Linked DNA regions of Homo sapiens: region 2 is linked to region 1. A link is a loop called in an ENCODE intact Hi-C map of the cell type or tissue named here. Cell type or tissue: PC-3. All regions are shown on one strand. Each heading gives the region's core, and the rest is flanking DNA. Links, peaks and the distances in the headings are about the cores only.

Evidence for each region. Hi-C counts contacts between places; a loop is a spot of excess contacts. Peaks named below come from ENCODE experiments on the same cell type or tissue, not always from the same donor. Only the 100,000 strongest peaks of a DNase experiment are listed, where the experiment ranks them.
Region 2: a loop joins it to region 1, with 6 times the contacts of the local background. A loop is called at or near these places in 9 of 110 quality-filtered maps.

The regions. Positions count from the first base shown.
Region 1 is chr18:67,520,572-67,530,150 of GRCh38, reverse strand. The region is part of intron 1 of DSEL-AS1 (DSEL antisense RNA 1); the gene reads right to left. Among named protein-coding and RNA genes, the nearest start is that of DSEL, 8.6 kb to the right of the region's middle. In PC-3, for the core only: no CTCF peak of the experiment used is centred there; a DNase peak (open chromatin) is centred at 4,730; H3K27ac peaks cover 1,171 bases.
Region 2 is chr18:67,860,288-67,869,866 of GRCh38, reverse strand. The region is part of intron 3 of DSEL-AS1 (DSEL antisense RNA 1); the gene reads right to left. Among named protein-coding and RNA genes, the nearest start is that of LINC01903, 50 kb to the right of the region's middle. In PC-3, for the core only: a CTCF peak has its summit at 5,022 (motif pointing right); a DNase peak (open chromatin) is centred at 4,696; H3K27ac peaks cover 1,064 bases.

The DNA of each region.
Region 1 (9,579 bases), core at 794-8,793:
CTAGGGAAGATGGCACCCCATGACTCTCAGGAAGCAATAGTGTCTTTCCACAAACTCACTGACGGTGGGAGAAATGGACCTTGTGATTATAAGCTAGTAAATGTCAAAATAATTATTTTATAGAATTTCTGATAACATATATTGAAAGAGGCCACGATATTTGTCCAGCAAAATATTCACATTTATAAAAAAGGCTATTAATGAGACAGGGGATTAAAATATTAAAGATGTTTAAAAGGATAACATTATTTGCCTGAGGTAGCAAAACATTGAGAATCTCTTTGTAAGTTGAAATTGCTTAACTTTTAGAAAATATGATATAAAGTTCAATGGATTATGGAAGGTCTGAGTTTTTTCAACCCCTTCCCACAGTTTAGCTCAAGGACAAATTGCCACTTTCTCCAACAAGCCTTCTCTAACTATTCCTCCACGTTTCCTGTCTACCATAAAGTAGCATAATTTTTTTTCACTTTAACACAGCTTTTATTTATATATATATATTAGTGTCAATATGTCAATGGAACTTTTTCCTGCACTACACCATAAACTCAATGAGAGCTGCAACCCTGTTCTTCTTTTTACTATTGTATACCCATTGCTAACCACTGAGATTGGCACATACTAGGAACTGTAATAAAATCTGCTGAATAAATGAATGAATAAACATAAAAATATGTTTAACTACATATTTTTCCATAATGTTTTATTACATGGATGATTATTTAATTTATTTATTTTCAGACAGAATCTCCCTCCGTCGCCCAGGCTGGAGTGCAGTGGCATGATCTCAGCTCACTGCAACCTTCACTTCCCAGGTTCAAGTGATTCTCCTTCCTCAACCTCCCAAGTAGCTGGGATTACAGGCACATGCCACCACACCCAGATAGTTTTTGTATTTTTAATAGAGACAACGTTTCACCACATTGCTCAGGTGGGCCTCAAATGCCTTACCTCGTATGATCTGCCCTCCTTGGCCTCCTAAAATGTGATTACAGGTGTGAGCCACTACACCCAGCCTGGTTTTATAAAGTGATAATCGATTATGTTATTCTAGAATTTACCTAATGATCACATAGGAAATTAATGAAAAGAAATGACCTTTGTTTTCTTCAACCATGACTTTTTAATATCAAAAAATAATGAAACCGTAACGACCAAAATAAATAAAAAATAAACTGAACATTTTTTCTTCTCTCCAATCAGCACTACCTGAACCCTAATCTGGAAGAAAATATCCTTGCCAATTCTTTTTTGAGAGAATAGTGACCATCATGCTGGGGTGGCTTAACATATGTGTGCTGGACTGAATGTCTTGCTTCTGAGGAACAGAGTAATGTGGAAGTAAAAGGTTGTGACTTCTGAGACAAGGCCAGCGAAGGAATGTAGCTTCCTCCTCGCTCTCTCTCACGAAAGGCTAATTCTGGAGAACTTCAGGGGTCATACCGTGAGGACAGTCAAGCCGCCTTAGGGAGTGGTCCATGTGAAGAAGAACAGAGGCTTCATGCCAGCAGCCACTGGTTGAACCCTATAGAAAGCAGTTGCTTCAACCCCACTCAAGACCTAAGAAAACTGTAGGCCTGGCAAGCTGTGATATAGTTTTTAAAATGCTATCTGAACCATTTTGAGACCCTAGCTAGTGTCCAGTCAGTTGTTCTTGAGAGAGTAAGTCCAAATCCCAAACAACTCCCTTCTTGGGCTCTCACAATCTGTGCCACTATACCTCAACCCTAATCACTCAGGGCCAAGTACCAGGAAATCAGGAACAGTCCCTCTGACCAGAGCCCATTGAACATACTCAAGCCGCCTGATCACAAGCCTGCTTACCCTGCCTGGCCTGCTCCTTCCTCCAGAAAGAACAATAAGGACTTTTGCCCACCAATCCCCTTTCTCCCTCTGCCTCATGACCAATGCCCAGTGCTTTCTGTGAACAGCACTGCATGGCCTGCTATTTCTCCCCAGTGAGCTGTGAGTATAGCAGAACTGTAGGACTCCCTCCAGTTTCTCCCTCTGTCTTTCTAAATTATTACTATTATTTAGAGATTGTCTCACTCTGTTGCCCAGGCTGGAGTGCAGTGGCCTGATCATAGCTAACTGTAGCCTCTAACTTTTGGGCTCAAGGGATCTCCCCACCTCAGCTTCCTCAGCAGCTGGGGCTACAGGTGCACACTACCATGACCAGATAATTTTTTAAAAATATTTCTTATGGATGAGGTTTCACTATGTTGCACAGGCTGGTCTTGAACTCCTGGGCTCATGCAATCCTCCCACCTCAGCCTCCCAAAGTGTTCACACCTTATCCATCATGCTCAGCTGTTTCTCTTTTTCGATCTACATCTGGCCTCATCATATCCCACACAAGGTAATATGGTTAAAATACAGACATCTTGGCTATAACCCTCTGAGCGACCCAGACCAGAACCATTCAGTTAATTAAGCTGCTTTGATTGATAATGATTAGAAATTGTGTGAAAAAATAAACTTCTGTTTCTTTTCAGCTAGCAAGTTTGGTGACAATTTGTTATGCAGCAATAGATGACTAATATCCAAAATAACATTCTTCAAAATTGGCCTGAAAGCTAATTTTCTCCTCTCTCTATCCCTCTTTGTCTCTTATATATAATACATATGCGAAGTATGTATCAAATTTCACAAGTATCATATATACATATATTTGCTAGGCAGACAAGTATATCTGGCAGGATAATTATGCCTGTAATTCACAGTAAATTGTAAAAATTATATCTTTGAAAATGATTCCTCTATACATGTGCTTCATAGATTTTTATATAATTAAAACATTTGACCTTAATTTGATTCCACCACTATTCAATTCAGTGAGTTAACTGAGTGGAAAGTATGTGCCTAAAATTCTGGCTGGAACTGATGGGAAGACAAAAGAAGGACAGTGCCCAATTTCTGTCTCCAAGGACAGAATGGTTTAATTAGCTCATTCTTAATATTGTATTGGTAAACCTGATAAAAATGCAAATTTTTATGCCCCGATCAAAACTCTATTTCAGAAAGGATCTGTAATGGATATATAGATATTCGGCTTTTAAAAATGCTCCCAGAAAAATTTTGGGTCCTAGAAAGTTCTTTGAAAAACTGCTCTAATATAAGCTGCATATAGAATTGTTACTTTATGAGGTTTTTTTTTTTTTTTTTTGGAGACAGAGTCTTGCTTAGTCGCCCAGGCTGGAGTGCAGAGGTGCGATCTCGGCTCACTGCAACCTCTGCCTCCCAGGTTCACGCAATTCTCCTGCCTCAGCCTCCTGAGTAGCTGGGACTACAGGCGCCCGCCACTACGCCCGGCTAATTTTTTTGTATTTTTAGTAGAGACGGGGTTTCACTGTGTTAGCCAGAATGGTCTCAATCTCCTGACCTCGTGATCCACCCATCTCGGCCTCCCAAAGTGCTGGGATTACAGGTGTGAGCCACCGTGCCCGGCACTTTATGAGTTGTTTTTTTTTTTTTTAAGATCTAAAGAAGCAACTTAATATATCACTGAATATGCTTAAAAACAAATAGCATCATCTACAATGTAGCGGCACAGCTGCAGATAGGTAGTAAAGAAACCTGTGTTCTGGTCCAGCAGGCCTTCTTTCTCTCTCACACATCGAGCTCAGATTCTTCACCAGTACAATGAAGGAACTGCGCTGCATGTTTCCTTCAAATATTCTCGGTCTTTAAAATTAGACAAGTTCAGAAAGCAAGTTGGTAGACACTGGAATACTATTTTTGTCACACTATCTTAAGTTATGATATTTTCGATTCCAAATTCCTCTTTCTCAGTTCTATGGTACACAAAATTGAGTTAATCACGTATCATTCACATGATTGTTAAAAAGGCTAAATGAAATAAAGTATGTAAAATTGCTTTTAAAGTGCAACAACCCTTAAAGCTCTGTAATGAGAAACGTACCTGCCTCTTCTCATTTAAGCTTCTCAACTACTCTATACAGTTAGTAATATTGTAAATCCATTTTACAGAGGAGGACACCTATATTCAGAAAAGGTAAGTAACTGGCCCAATACCTCCCAGAAACTTACAATATAATCTCAAAGCTTGGATTCAAACTCAGGATCATCTCATCCCAAAATCCAGCATGTAACCATAAACCTATGAGAATTGCCTGGAAGTAAGCCCAGGACAACACACAGTAGGTAACTCAGAGTAAAGCCATTACAGGGAGGGAATCATCCTTTATCCTTCGACTTCAGTATTTCCTTAGCTTCTCTGCTGATACTAACCACTTGATGTACCTGCCAAGAACATCAAATTCTAGACTTGATCCCAGGCCAAGCAGTCCACATTTCCAGCTCAGGAACTATTAAGATTTTGTGATTTTTAGCATCAGGACTTTGGAAAACATGGTTCTGTTCACTTCTTTTCTATGTATTATTTTTAAAACGGTTACCAAAGAGGATGACTTTCATCTTGCATTTTGAGTTTGACTGAATCCTATGACAAAAAGCTCTGGCCCACAGTGACGCATATACCAACAGTATGCCTTGTTCTTTCATACTGATCTTTTTCAGTGGCCTGCTTTGCAGCCAGCTGCAGGAAAATGGCTCAGTCTCATCCCCAAGGGCTCCTAGAGAAATAGCCAAACTACTACATTCTTTGTTTTTGAATTTCCTCATTGTCTATAGGAAGTCTCTGGCTAGCTGTGCTGGAAACTCTGGAAGCAGGTCAGCAAGAGAGGTTCCAGCATTCCTTTCTGCAGTAGTCAGCCAGCTTGCTTTGTGCCTGGCTGGACTCCAGGTATTAGAACAGAAGGAGTGAACCTCTGAAAAAATGCAAACATTCTAGTGATTTCTTACAACATTTGAGTTTCTACCTATTTTCCCAGCTTCTGAGTCATTAACAATCTTCCATCCTCATCAAATTAGATGTGCTCTTGAAAATACTGGAATCAGTATATAGATGAACCTTCAAAGCCATTTAAATATGATGAAGTAATGATTAAAATACAGAAAAAATGAAGTAATAATTCATGCCTTTTGTGCCTTTTCTATCCACAGATTATAAGCTCCATTTGGCGAAGAATATTTTTTCCCCTTGGGGTTTTTCAGCGTCTTCCACAGTGCGTTATTGAGCACTCAGTGAATATTTATTGAATTAAGGAAATAAAACTTAATACATAACTGCAGGAATAAATAAGATTGCTTGAATACATGACCAGTCCTTGACCGTTCCAGACTGAGAGGAGTTATAGTAGTAGATAACTTAAAAGAAAAGATAGTATTTTTTTTCCCAGCATTAAAATGGAAAGTTGAATTCCTGGGGTGCTGAACTAGCATATGCAAAATCAGGAAATTTATTTTCATGCAGCCAGCTCACAATCAGAAGTCAAAACCTTGCCGTTTATGATTTGAATCCATTTTATTTGGCATTCACAGAGTTTTCAAAACAAGTTAAGCCATTAGAAAAATCAGATAATTTCCCATACAAGTTCAGATTTCTGGCTTTCTTTGCAAAATCAGATTATCTCGTGACATGGGTCCTTACGTTCCACATGACAACAAGCACCTGGCTGGCTTCACCCACATAAATTACCTACCTCCCATCTCTATCAAACTTTACGTCTTTGAATCTGAAACAAAATTATGTTCTATTTTAAGTAGCTAGCCAATTATTATTATTATTATTTTCATTATTATTATTATTATTTTAATTGACAGGTAAGGCCAGGCACAGTGGTTCACGCCTGTAATCTCAGAACTTTGGGAGGCTGAGGCAGGCAGATTACCTGAGATCGGGAGTTTGATACCAGCCTGGCCAACATGGCAAAACCCTGTCTCTATTAAAAATACAAAAATTAGCCAAGTGTGGTGGCCACTGGGGAGGCTGAGGCAGAGAATCACTTGAACCTGGGAGGCAGAGGTTGCAGTGAGCTGAGATCGTGCCATTGCTCTCCAGCCTGGGCAACAGTGTGAGACTTTGTCTCAAAAAAAAAAAAATTAGAAAAATAAAATAAAATAAATTGACAGGTAAAATTGTAAGTATCATGTAAAATATCATGTTTTGAAGTATATGTAGATTACAGTTTGACTAAATCTAATTAACCTATGCATCACTTATAGTTATTATTTTTGTGATGATATCAGTATGTCAAAGAGACACTGATATATATCTCTGCACTGCTATGTTAATTACAGCTCTATTCATAATAGCCAAGCTATGGAATCAACCTAAGTGTCCATCAATAGATGAGTGGATAAAGAAAATGTGGTACATATACACAGTGGAATATTATTTAGCCATTTGCAACAATATCTATGAACTTGGAGGACATTATGTTAAGTGAAATAAGCCAGGCACAGAAAGACAACTACTGCATGAACTCACTCACATGTGGATTTTTTACAAATTGATCTCATAAAACTAGACTGTGGTGGTTATCAGGGGCTCAGTTATTGGTGGGGGCAGCAGGTTTAGGGCGATGTTGGTAGCTGGCAGTATTTTAAAAGGTTATCTAATGGTGATTTGTTAATTTTGCAGGATCATAATGGAATTTAAAAATACAGGCTTCTTATATTTCCTTCCTCACTCTACCTTCAAGTAGGGTTTTGGATCTCATATCTCGTACTTTTAACAAGTAATTCTAGGTGATTCTTCTAATTAGGTAAATTTAATACATTCTACAAAAGGAATAATTTTCAGGGGATAAGAAAGAGGAGTCAGCCTGTTCACATAAAGCGTGGGCATTTTTGAACCTTTCCTCCCCCCCAACCTTTCACTATCCCACCATACCTCAACCTCCCACACCTCAACTACTCACCACCAAATACACTGCTTTTATGTGCTTCCCTGGGGGTGCATGGCTCTCTGGTTTGTGTCATTTTATAATAGATACTTTTAAGGTATAAGCCAGCTCTCTCTTCCTAAGATGATTGATATCTCGAACCCACGAATGTCAGCCCCTGTAGCAGTATTTGAACTATATGACCCTGAACTGCTTTCCATTGCTGCTGGAGTCATGATGAAACGCTGACTCTGCTAGGAAATCATCTTTTCCGAGAATTTGGATTTGAGGTTCAAAAAAGACAATTGATTTCTGCCCGATGGTGGAGTCAAAGTGATATAAACTTGTGCTGAAGGATAGCCATGTTGAGTTGTATCACCATGAAGGAGAAGGTGAAATTGATTCTCAGAAAAAGAGAAGGAAGTAAATGCTCAGGAGCAGAGGGAGAAGTCTCCCTGCCTCACATGGATGGAAAAAGGAAACTTTTAGTGGCTTTCCAGCAAGGAAGCCTACTGAGGAAATATGATACTGGCTAGATCTGAGTAAGATACAGGTGCTGATGGCGGGTTAGTGGCCAACACTCTACAGAGGAACCTGTCACTTCTGCTCTACAGCTAAACTCTCACTTCTGGGCAACAAACTCCTCTGCTAACTGCCATTTAATCAACTTGCCCCCCAAAATACAACTTTCATTGTTTCTAGGTTGTATTCATTTTTTTCTCTTTTCTGTTTTATAAATCTTATTTGCCTTTATTGCTTGACTCTAATATCTCACTTCCTCACATGTGAATAAATAATTTAAAGGCAAGACTATTAAACGTTCTGCAAAATAGCTACATACATGTTTCTGAGTTATTCTGCAACACCAGTTCCTAATCCTAATCAGTCCTTATGCTTCTGCCAGCCTGAGAATGTTTCTGTTATGTAGCCAAACAAACCCTCAGGCACAGGTGTGTGTGGCAAGGAGAAAAGAATGAGAATTATGTTCGAACAGTGACTCTCAAAATTTGTTAGGCACTTGAACATTTTAAGGTACAGAATACCAGGTTACACACTGAGATTCTTAATCCATAAGGCTGAGACAGATTTGATAATTGACATTTTTAATAGCACCATGAACTTTCTGATACTGGTAGTCTAAGAACTGTAATTTGAAAAACACTGTTCCAGTGGAAATAAATCTGATAGTAAAGGTAATTGGGGTGCATGATATGTACAGGGGTTGTGGGTAAAATGACATTCTCTTATTAACATCAGAAGGGCATTTCTGATAACCCAAAAAGACACATCATTCCAAATATTATTTGGTAGTAATTAGTTTACTGCCAATTATGCCTGTAGGCATAGCTCAAGTTTTTATAAGAGCTGAGACAGCTAGGTTTAGAAGTATTTTAGGTCAAATGAAGAAAAATGGAGCCAGTAGCTGGTAAACAACAAAAAGTCATCTGTGAATAAATTAGAGAAAGCTAGTGTCTTAGTCTGTCCTTGCTGCTATAATGAAATACCACAGATAAAGTAATTTATACATAGCAGAAATTTATTTCTCAGAGTTCTCAAGGCAGGAAATTCCAGGATCAAGGTGCCAGAAGATTCTGTGTCTGGGGAGGGCTTACTCTCTGCTTCCAAGATGATATCTCTTGCTGAATCCTCACATAATGGAAGAGGCAATAAAGAAATGAACACTGTGTCCTCATGTGGAGGAAGAGATGGAAGGTGCTATGGTCTCAACGTGTTCCCCCAAATCCAAGTGTTGGAAACGTATTCCCCAATGCAACAGTGTTAGGAGGTGTGGCCAAATGAGAAACCTGTTTAGTTCATGAAGAATGGATTAATGCTCTATAAAAAGGGCTGGTGGGAGTGGATTCTCTCTTTCTCCTCCTTTTCTGCCATGTGAAGATATAATGTCCTTCATCTCTGGAGGCTGCAGCTTTCAGGTGCCATCTTTGCAGTAGAGAAACTGGGCCCTAATCTGCCAGCACCTTGACCTTGGACTTCCTAGCCTCCAAAACTGTGAGGAAATAAATTTCCATTCATTATAAATTACCCAGGGTCAGGTATTCTGTTATATAAGCACAACATAGACTGAGACCAAAAGGCCAAAAGGAAACTAGGGCACCTTTTTTTTAAGGCACCTCTTTTATACGGCACTAATGTCATTCATGAGAAGAGGACTTCCCAAACGGCTCCACCTCTTAATACTACCAATTTGGTTCCAACATGTAAATTTTGGAGGGACACATACATTTTAGCCATAACGGCTGGCTCTAGAACAAACTGCAAATAGGTAATTGGCAAGTCAGGGGGACAATTTAGGAATTGATTTGAACTACCAACAATTAGCACATAATCAATTTTTAGAGTCAGTGGGATGGGTCAGAGTTTCTCATTCTCAGCAGTACTGACTTTCTAGTCTGCATAATTCTTTGACTTGTGAGGCAGGAGGAGAGGAGAAGTTGTCCTGTTCATTGCAGGCTATTTAGTAGCATCCTGACCTCTATTCACTAGATTCCAGCAGTCCCTCCCACTAACCGAGACCAACATTGAAATTTCTCCAGACATTGCCAAATGTCCTGTTGAGAAACACTGGTGTAAGGATACCAGGCCAGGGGAAAGGGAGGGTGGAAGAGCCCTGGAGAAAACATCTTATGATCCCTTTGCAAGTTTTACTTTGTTTAAATTTTTCTTTCATATCAAAAGCTAAACTGTATGTAAGCAAATATGGTAGCAATAAAGCTTCTCATTTATGAATTCAAGGCTTTAGTAGACTTATGGGGAAACTTTTTCCCCCAGAATTTGGCTTTGGTATTTTTAAGTTTTAATAAATCTACTT
Region 2 (9,579 bases), core at 806-8,805, 340 kb before region 1:
GAGATATAACTTTTGGAATGAGAAGGACACATAGCAAATAACTGGGGTTTTTAATTTCAAAAACCTTAGTGGAAGGAATTTTATTTCATGACTCTAAATTGTGTTTTCTAACTGTAACAGAAATCCCAACTTTAATATACAAAAACCTGTTAATTTTATTTTCAACTGATAAGGACAAAGTCTACATCTATTCATTGCATATTCAAAGCTTATGAACTGCATTTTTGTTTCAAGATACACACACTCGCCTTTTGTAAGTCTGATACTAATAATCTTAATGTAAGGAAGTAGATATAAGAAAGTGTGTGTTCATTTTAGTTTAAATTAATGTATAGTTTGTTTACTGTTTTCCAATTCCTTTTTATCTACCTATATAGATTGCAGTACCAGTACATGAATTGTAAAAATCATTTTACTTTATTTTTATACTACAAACTTTTCATTTGAAATGTATTGCCCTGATGAATTTAATAGTTACATGCCAGCCGGTACTGTGTTTGTTTGAAAATGATTTCCAGTTTCTAAATCTCTGCTCAGCCAGGAGAAGCATCTAAAATGATGTTCTAAGCCTAAGTAGAAAGAACACTAGGTTTCCTTTTATGACTCATTCGAAAAAATGTCCCTAGCACTCTCCATTTACACTAAAAATGTTTTCCACCTGGAGTTTTCAAGGAGACTCAGGTGGGTACTTCTCACCTGGCCTCCTCTAATTGGCATGTGGGGGCTGTGATTGATAGCTTAGAAACAGGGTGCACAAAAACGGCTTGGCTAAAGCTAATGCTTTTTCCTGTCTATGATATACAGTGAGGCCATTTTTGAAGTATGTTTTGGTATTCATTTATTAGTCTATTAGATTTCTTCCCTTTTTCCCCTTATTTATCACCCAAAAACCTTCTAAATCATATTCTACTTTTGTATTGATTTTGCAAGTTAGAAACTGCAAAAATTCTCACTTCATGAATGCATCACAAAAATGGCTTATTCTCCATATGTCATTAAATCTCATTTAACAAGGTTTCCTGTAAAAGGTCAAGAATTAGCCTGGAATAATTAATTGTTAATCTTCATCACATAGTATGGCTCAGTCTTTACAGATTATTTTGATCAGAATGTCACACAATGTCTTATGGTTCTAGGGAAGCATGCTTGTAAGGGTACCAGTGACAAAATTAATCTCTCAGGCTACACACTCTGCTTTAAGAAAACTCTGTGTTCTTTCAAAAGGTAGGGGAGTATTAGATTTCCATTTAAATCTAATGCGAGAACCAATTTTGAGAGTCCACAGCTCAATTTGAATCCCTTCCTAATTTCAGAATTATGTTGTAATTCACAGAGGAACTTATTGGGGGTCATTCCAAAATTTAGGATGGTAGTAGACTTAATTTATATTAAATGTGTTTCTGAAAACTGTGTAATGCATATTAAAGTTTGATCAAAGGATAGATACATAGATAATAGAGACAGATTATAGAAAGACAGGCAACTATAAGTATAGAGATAATATAGCTGTATTCCATTTTCTATATTATCATATTTACAAGAAAACCTTCTATGTCTCCTGAGCAGTCAATGTTTTAGCAATATTTAACCTTATCAATACTGAATTAGTAGTTTTCTTATTCTTAGAATAAATGGTGACATATTTATTGTTGTGCATAAATTAAGCTTATTATAGCAAACACCTATTCACATTTTTACTTAATTAATTTATAAAATATACATCCAAAGAAAAGAGCTATTTTTAAAAGACATGAGGACATTAACTGTCTGCTCATATATTGTTTTCATTGAGAGAAATACAGAATCTAATATCATTATGTTTAAAATACCAATGTCTAAACTTGAATTTTATTTCCACCCATTCTGAAATGAGTATACATATTCTTTCATTTATAAACATTAACATTTTGAAAATAGTAATACCTTTGCACACATGAAGAAAAATATAAATACATACTATAAATCAGTAATTTCTATAAAAATATAGAAAGTATGTGGGTAACTTGCTCTGGTATCCAAATCTAGCAAATACAGAACCAAACATTTTAATTTACAATTTTTCGCTCATTCCTAAAGACCAGCACAAATTTTAGCATGGTTAACTGAAGATGTAACATTCATTACATTCTTAATTATAAGAATCATGTTTTTTAAAATGAACTAGGATATATGCAAATTAGGATTTAACATAGTAATATCTTGCATTAACACTACCAAAAAACAAAAAAAAAGAGTTATCAATGACTGTTATGTAACGCAGATTCTTTGAAAAGTAAAGTATATCTTAATACCTGTAGTTCAACTATGTCGTTACAGGTGATAGCAAAGCTACATGAAGAATGGAAATTATTCCTTTTCATATGCAATCCAGTGATCTCTTATTTTTAGTAGACTAGCATAACTGCAATTAATTTTCTCTACTAATAGTTCAATTTAAGATAAACTGAAAATTTAAATCTATAGATCAAAGAAAGAGCCTAACTCAGTCATACCTAACTCATAAAGTAGACTATGCCAATGACTTTAATTTTAAAGACATCAGCGGTTTTGCTCTGAAACATGACATACAGTGTTATCAGTTGTAATCATTGATTCAAAGTGAGCTAGACTTGCAGGTAAGCTATTTTGTACTCATAAGGGACAATATGATTTAAATTCCATGCAAAGGGAAAGATAAATCTAAAACATTACTCCATAGCAAAATTAATTATTATTCCTTTGGGTGCTTACAATGCCAATATTTCCACATTATATTAATTTAGCTACCAATATAAATATTTCTAGCTGCTGAAAATTAGAATTAAAATGATGGAATATCTTAAGGCCAAACCATAAACCAAGAAAACAAATAAGGTAGATAAATATGAGTCCTCTGAGTTTCTGCATACCGTCTGCCTCTCACTGCACACCTCCTCTGCTTCTGCCTCTCTCACCCTGCTCTTCCTCTCCTGCCTCATCTGCCCAAGCAAATAGAATGGAACATTCTACAGTCACATGATCCTTTGGATTGTCAGTGCAAAACACAAGAGGTAGGCATATTTATTTGGCTAGCTTTATGTATTTATTTTTAATCTACAGACTAATTTTTTTAAAAGCCATAATAAACACTTGGATTCCAAATATAGTATTTTGTTGAATACTGCTCCAGATACATACTATACAAAGTAAAAATTTGAAAATATCTCCGAACCATAACAATAAACATAATAAAGTAATGATATAATATCTTAGAAGGTGTTAAGAACAAAGGAAGGAAACAAGACAATGTAAAGGCAATGGGAACCATGGGTGATTGTTGTTAATATTTTTAAAAGGAGCAATCAGTGTTGGCCTCAATAGGTGGGTTGTGATTGAACAAGGACTGGGGTCAGGTGAGTGAACAAACTATTTGTAAGTGTGGGGACAGATTTCTTCAGGCAGAAGGCTATCATGTCCATGGCTGTGAGGAAACAGCATGCCTGTTGCAGGCCAGGCAGAGGAGACTGGAATGGAGTAATCGGAGAGGAAATATTTGGAAAGTTCATTTAGCTTTTAGTATAGAAACAGAAAACCATCGAAGGGTTTGAGAAAAGTGCCATTAGCATCTGTCTTTCATTTTAATAAGATCATATTGGCTGCTGGTTTAAGAAGACACTGTGAGCGACAAAAGGGGGAGCAGTGAAATCATTTGTAGGGGACATTTGCAACAGTCCATAGAAAGTATCTTCTAAGCTTGGATCTAATTATCCAGGGTTTCCAAAGTGATGAGATTCTAAATATTTTGAAAGTTGAGTCAACAGGATTTATGGATCAGATAGATTTGGATGTGAAAGAAAAAAGCTAAGAATGACGCTATTGTGTGTTCATTATGAGGAAAATGAAGTATAAAACTCTATCAGGTCACATTGAGGAAACCAGATATTTAGCCTTGGGTATGTTAAGATCAGCATGTTCAAAAGAGGAACTGTTGCAGATTTCACATAAGCAGCAGAATACAGACTCGAGTTAACAGGACTGGTCCATGCTGACATACCAACTTGAGATATATTTGAAGATATTTCTAGAGAAGATCAAGGGAATAAATGTGGATATAAAATGGGAAGAATTCAAAGACTAAGCCCTGGGAATCACCACAGTCAATTAAGAGAAAGTAAGGGAAGCACCAAAGGAAAAATGGGAAGGGTAGTGGCGAAATAGGAGGAAAGCCATGAAAGCATGGTCTAGGAACAGTATTGTAAGGAAAAGGAAATAATCGGCACTGTTAAATAAGGCTGAGAAGTTATGGAAAGGTTACGCAAGAGGGATACTGAGAATTTACTCTACATTCAGTCGTTGTCAGTTATTAGGGGCTTTTTACAAGAACAGTTTTAATACAGAGATAGCAGGGAAAGACTGGAAAATCAAGAAAAAAAGATGGATCTGGTGTTAATGGGGAGGTCCAAGAAGTAACTTTTTATATGAGAGCAATATTCAAATGCAGATGAGGGTAATCCTGAGGATACCAGGGACAGAGGAAAATAGTTGTCCTAATGCCCTGAAGAGGTCAAGATGGGACAAAGCCATGCACAAGTGACTCACAGGTTTCTTAAAGAGGAAGGTTCTGAAAAGATAAATGTGCTGAAAAGAACTGCTTAGCTGTTCAGGAAAACCAAGCCATGTGGACTTGGTAACACTTGTTTTTGTTTCTGCAGTATCTAAATTCTTTTACATGCAATAATACTGATAATTTGTTGTGTGTCATACTTTTATATGACTTTTCCCCATCTCAGGAATGTGCTGTCTCATAAAAAAAAACAAGAGGGAAGATGTACTATATGGCACTAATGCCAGTAAGTGAGAAGTTGTGAGTTGGGGAGGTTTTGAAATTTATTTTGTGAGAACTGGAATTTTCTTACTGAATTAAGAAGCAACGTCAGCCCCTGTATGTAAGAGTGGTGAAGAGATGTGAGAAAACTGAGGAAAAAGGAGAATGACTAATATAGCCATTAAAAAATATAGAAAAGCAAACTCAACAGTAACATCAATGACAGTTCAACAGGTGGCACCAACTTGCAATTTATGTTTCTCAATTTCATTTTTCTCTAGCCAAGTAAAGGTACAGGTGCAAAATAGGAACAGATTTGGGACATAACGAGGGTCTATTTCTTTTTCCCCCAAGAGAGTAGCCTCCCAACAATAATATCAATCTCAAATATATCATGATAGGATCCAGCTGTATTTTCTTTTTTTTTTTTTGTTTTTTTTTTTTTGTTTTTTTTTTTTTTTTGAGACAGAGTCTCGCTCTTTCGCCCAGGCTCGAGTGCAGTGGTGCAATCTCAGCTCACTGCAAGCTCCGCCTCCTGGGTTCACGCCATTCTCCTGCCTCGGACTCCCCAGTAGCTGGGACTACTGGCGCCCGCCACCACGCCCGGCTAATTTTTTTGTATTTTTAGTAGAGACAGGGTTTCACCGCGTTAGCCAGGATGGTCTCGATATCCTGACCTTGTGATCCGCCAGCCTCAGCCTCCCAAAGTGCTGGGATTACAGGCGTGAGCCACCGCGCCCGGCCTCCAGTTGTATTTTCTTGCACATATTAACTGATTACATACTTATATACACACACACACGCACACACACACACACACATTGTGTACACACTATTGATTCAAACATCTTTTTCGACTTTTATTTTAGATTCAGGGGTACATGTGTAGGTTCGTTACATGAATATATGGTGTGATGCTGATGTTTGAAGTATGATTGATCCCATCACCCAGGTAGTGAGCATAGTACCCAATGGAGATTTTTAAAAATCTTGACCCCTCCCTCTTCCCGATAGTTTCCGGTGTGTATTGTTGTCATCTTTATGTCCACGAGTACTCAAAGTTCATCTCCCACTTATAAGATATAACATGTGGCATTTAGTTTTCCATTCCTTTATTAACTTGCTAAGGATTATGGCTCCATCTGCATCCATGTTGCTGCAAAGGATATGATTTCACTCTTTTTTATGACTGCATAGTATTCCATGATGTATATATAGCAGATTTTCTTTATCCAATCCACAGCTGATGGGCACCTAGGTTAACTCCATGACTTTTTTACTGTGAATAGCACAGTGATGAACACACAAGTACATGTGTCTTTTTGGTAGAACAATGTGTTTTCTTTTGGGTATATACCCAGTAATGGGACTGCTGGGTGGAATGGTAGTTCTGTTTTAAGTTCTTTGAGAAATCTCCAAACTGCTTTCCACAGTGACTAAACTAGTTTACATTTCCACCAACCGTGTATAAGCATTTGCTTTTTGCCACAGCCTTGCCAGATTCTGTTGTTTTTATACTTTTTAATAAAAGTCATTCTGACTGGTATGAGATGATATTTCTTTGTGGTTTTGGTTTACATTTATCCAATGAGTAGTGATGTGATTTAACTTGTAGAGGATCAAATATAGTGTGTGTGTTTGTGTATTTTTAAGTACTACTATTATGCTATGGGCTTTATTCTCAAGTTGTTTATTTGGTCGTTTATTTTTCTACCCAAGTTATAGAAGGATGAGCTAGTTGACTATTATTATGCAAATTAGCAAATGTCAGAGTTCATGATTCAAAACAAAAGAGTTCTTTCATTTTGAAAGTGTGTTTCTTATTTGTGGGCCCAATTTTAAAATAATATTAGCTACAGGTCTATCTGAAAACATTTTACTTTTATAATGCTTCACATAACATGGTAGAGGGAATTTTCTGAAATATATACATAAAATTTTAAAATAATGTGTTATTTAGGAAAAATATGTGGCCTTAATAAAGCTGGTGTTTTACTTTAACCAGGATGAGGTTATTTACATTGAATCATCAATATTTTGACAGTTTGTTATTTCCTACATGCAGATGCTAGTTTACCCAATATGGTGGTTTCCTTTAAAAAAAAAATTCTCAGCTGTAGAAAAAATACAATTTAAATAAGAGTATATCACTCCCTTATAATTATGCCAACATTACATGAAGCAGAATAAATGGAACATAATAAATTATTTCACATAGAAGGAGTATTCCTGGATGAAAATTCTGATAGAGATATTTGAATTTAAAATCTAAGAGTATTTACTAAAAAACTAAGGTTTTAGATATATTACTAAGTAACATTACTAAGGTTTTAGTAAGATTACTAAGAAAGGAAGGTGATCGGGTCAAGGGAATGATAGCTATATCCATTTCTTAGAACTTTTTTATTAGGTTGGTGCAAAAGTAATTGCTGTTTGGCCATTACAATGGTTTGGCCATTACGTTTAATGGCCAAAACTGCAATTATGTTTGCAACAACCTATATAGTAAACTCAATCGAGTTTACTAAAATCAAATTTATTGGATTTGAATTGCAAAATGATAACAGTCTACATTCCAGTAGTATTAAAATTTACCTTGCATCATTCTTTACCATTCCTGTTTTTCTTTTGTATTTCTTTCAAATCTACCAGCTCACACAATTCCAATATCTTCTGGCATACAAAATCATATATTGATACAAAAATAAAAGGATTTGCATATTTTCTTTATTGCCCTGCATTCATTCCATTTGTAGCAAGTATGGAATTTGAAGTTACTTTGCAAATAGTTCTGTAGTGAGCCTGATGTCTAACATTCCTTGAATTTTTTTAAAGTGTTATTTTTGGTATTACCATAGAACAGAAGACTGAAATATGTTAAACAGAAGTTTTTAAGACCAAAATAAAGTGCCTCTGTCTACCACATTTCCATTATAAATATCCTAGTTCAGACTTATATCTTAGATAATGTTGATAATAATTAATGTTCGGCTATTACTTCAGGAAAAATTAACATATCAAGTTTCAGTAAAAGTTACCATAAGAAAACCTTTAGGAGAAAAATTTGTACTTACTATTAGTGAACCAGTGTCATAATGTTCCCACCTAATCATCAAATGGTGCTACTCAACATATCTCAACAGTAAAATCAATCTCAAATATATAATGATGGAATCAATTCACATTTATTTCCTTACACATATTTTACTGGTATATACATTGTGCACACACTTCTAATTCAAATGTGTTTCTTATTTCACTTACTTTTTATTTATATGGAGGACCAAAATAGTGTGTGTGTATGTGCGTGTGTGTGTGTATGTGTGTGTATTTTTCAGTGCCACAGCTGTGCTACGGGACTTTATTCTTAAATTTTTGTTTGGTTCTTTATTTTGTTCTTGTAAAGCATGTAAATATTAATCAATAACAGTATATGTAAACTGTGCAGTTTAAACTTATCTTCATATTTCATAAACTTGGCACATTTTTATTACTCATTATTTTGTTTCGGTTTTCAAGTTAATGTACGTCCATTTTAAAGTGTAAAACTAATGTTTTTGTTCACAAAAAATTAAATCACTTTTAATACTAATAGGTACAAATGTCCTTATTTTTCTTAAATTGAAATCTCTTACACACTTCCATCATAAAATTATTTTTGTGTCTCATATACCAGCATTCATTTGACAATTTGCAAATGAAATCAATATAAGGCAAATATTCTCTGTTTTGCCCATTTTTAAGACATTCTGGTTTGATATGCCATATTGATCAGTGAAAACAAGCTGAATGAAGATATGCTTTTCTTACAGAAATAGACACATTGACTATTACTGTTGTGGAGATGTTTTAACATGAACTCTTTCAGAAGTTGCCAAATTGATTGCAAGGTGTAAGAAAATATTTTACAAGCATAGTGAAGTATGAGGTAAAGTGTATTATTTAATTGTCCCATATACTTCATGATTTAATAACTAATTATCAAAGTTCATATAAGCCATAGGCTAATTTCACCAGCAAAATGCAAAATCACTAATTGCAAAGTCAAATGTTCTTCCCTTTACCTCAGTAAAATATGTATAGGATGTGCTAGTTTTAAAAGTGAAGTTTTCATTAAAAATACTGACAGTCTCTTTGGATTTGCTTGTCAGATCTCATTTAAAATGGAAATATATTATTTAATATTATCTACTAAGAATCTTTAGTAACCCTCATCTAACACCACTGTAAAACTATTGTTTCTATGCTGTATATTTTAAAAAGTACACTTCAGAATATTTTGTTAATATAATTTAGAAGTCTTAATGCTGCAATAGCAAAGCTCTGAAATGTTAATACATATAGTTTCAATTAAATATCAATAGTAAAAACAAAATGTGTCATAGTCAGATATTAACAAGACTTTATATGTAAATATTGTATACATTACATAATAAAATACTGCATGAATATGCTCTTGTCTGTTCATATTATTTGAAGAACAAAACCAACTTTATAACTTTTCAAAACTGTTTGTGACAATTTATGCCTACTTTTCTCATATAGATTGGTGAGTTCTTTTTCTTCACAGATACTGAACTTTTTTATAACCTCTTAGAGCTGTAGAAGCGAAGCCCAGGTAATTGCTATCAGACAAGAGGAGAACCTCTTGAAATTGTACAGCTCATGAATTTCTTCGAGTTGTCATCAACATAGGTAGAAGAGGTTATTAAACTTAGCACTGGCTGCTGGCCCCTGATTGATACCATGTGTCAGATTTTAAATTCTTTCCTATCCAGGCTTGTAATGTATGCATT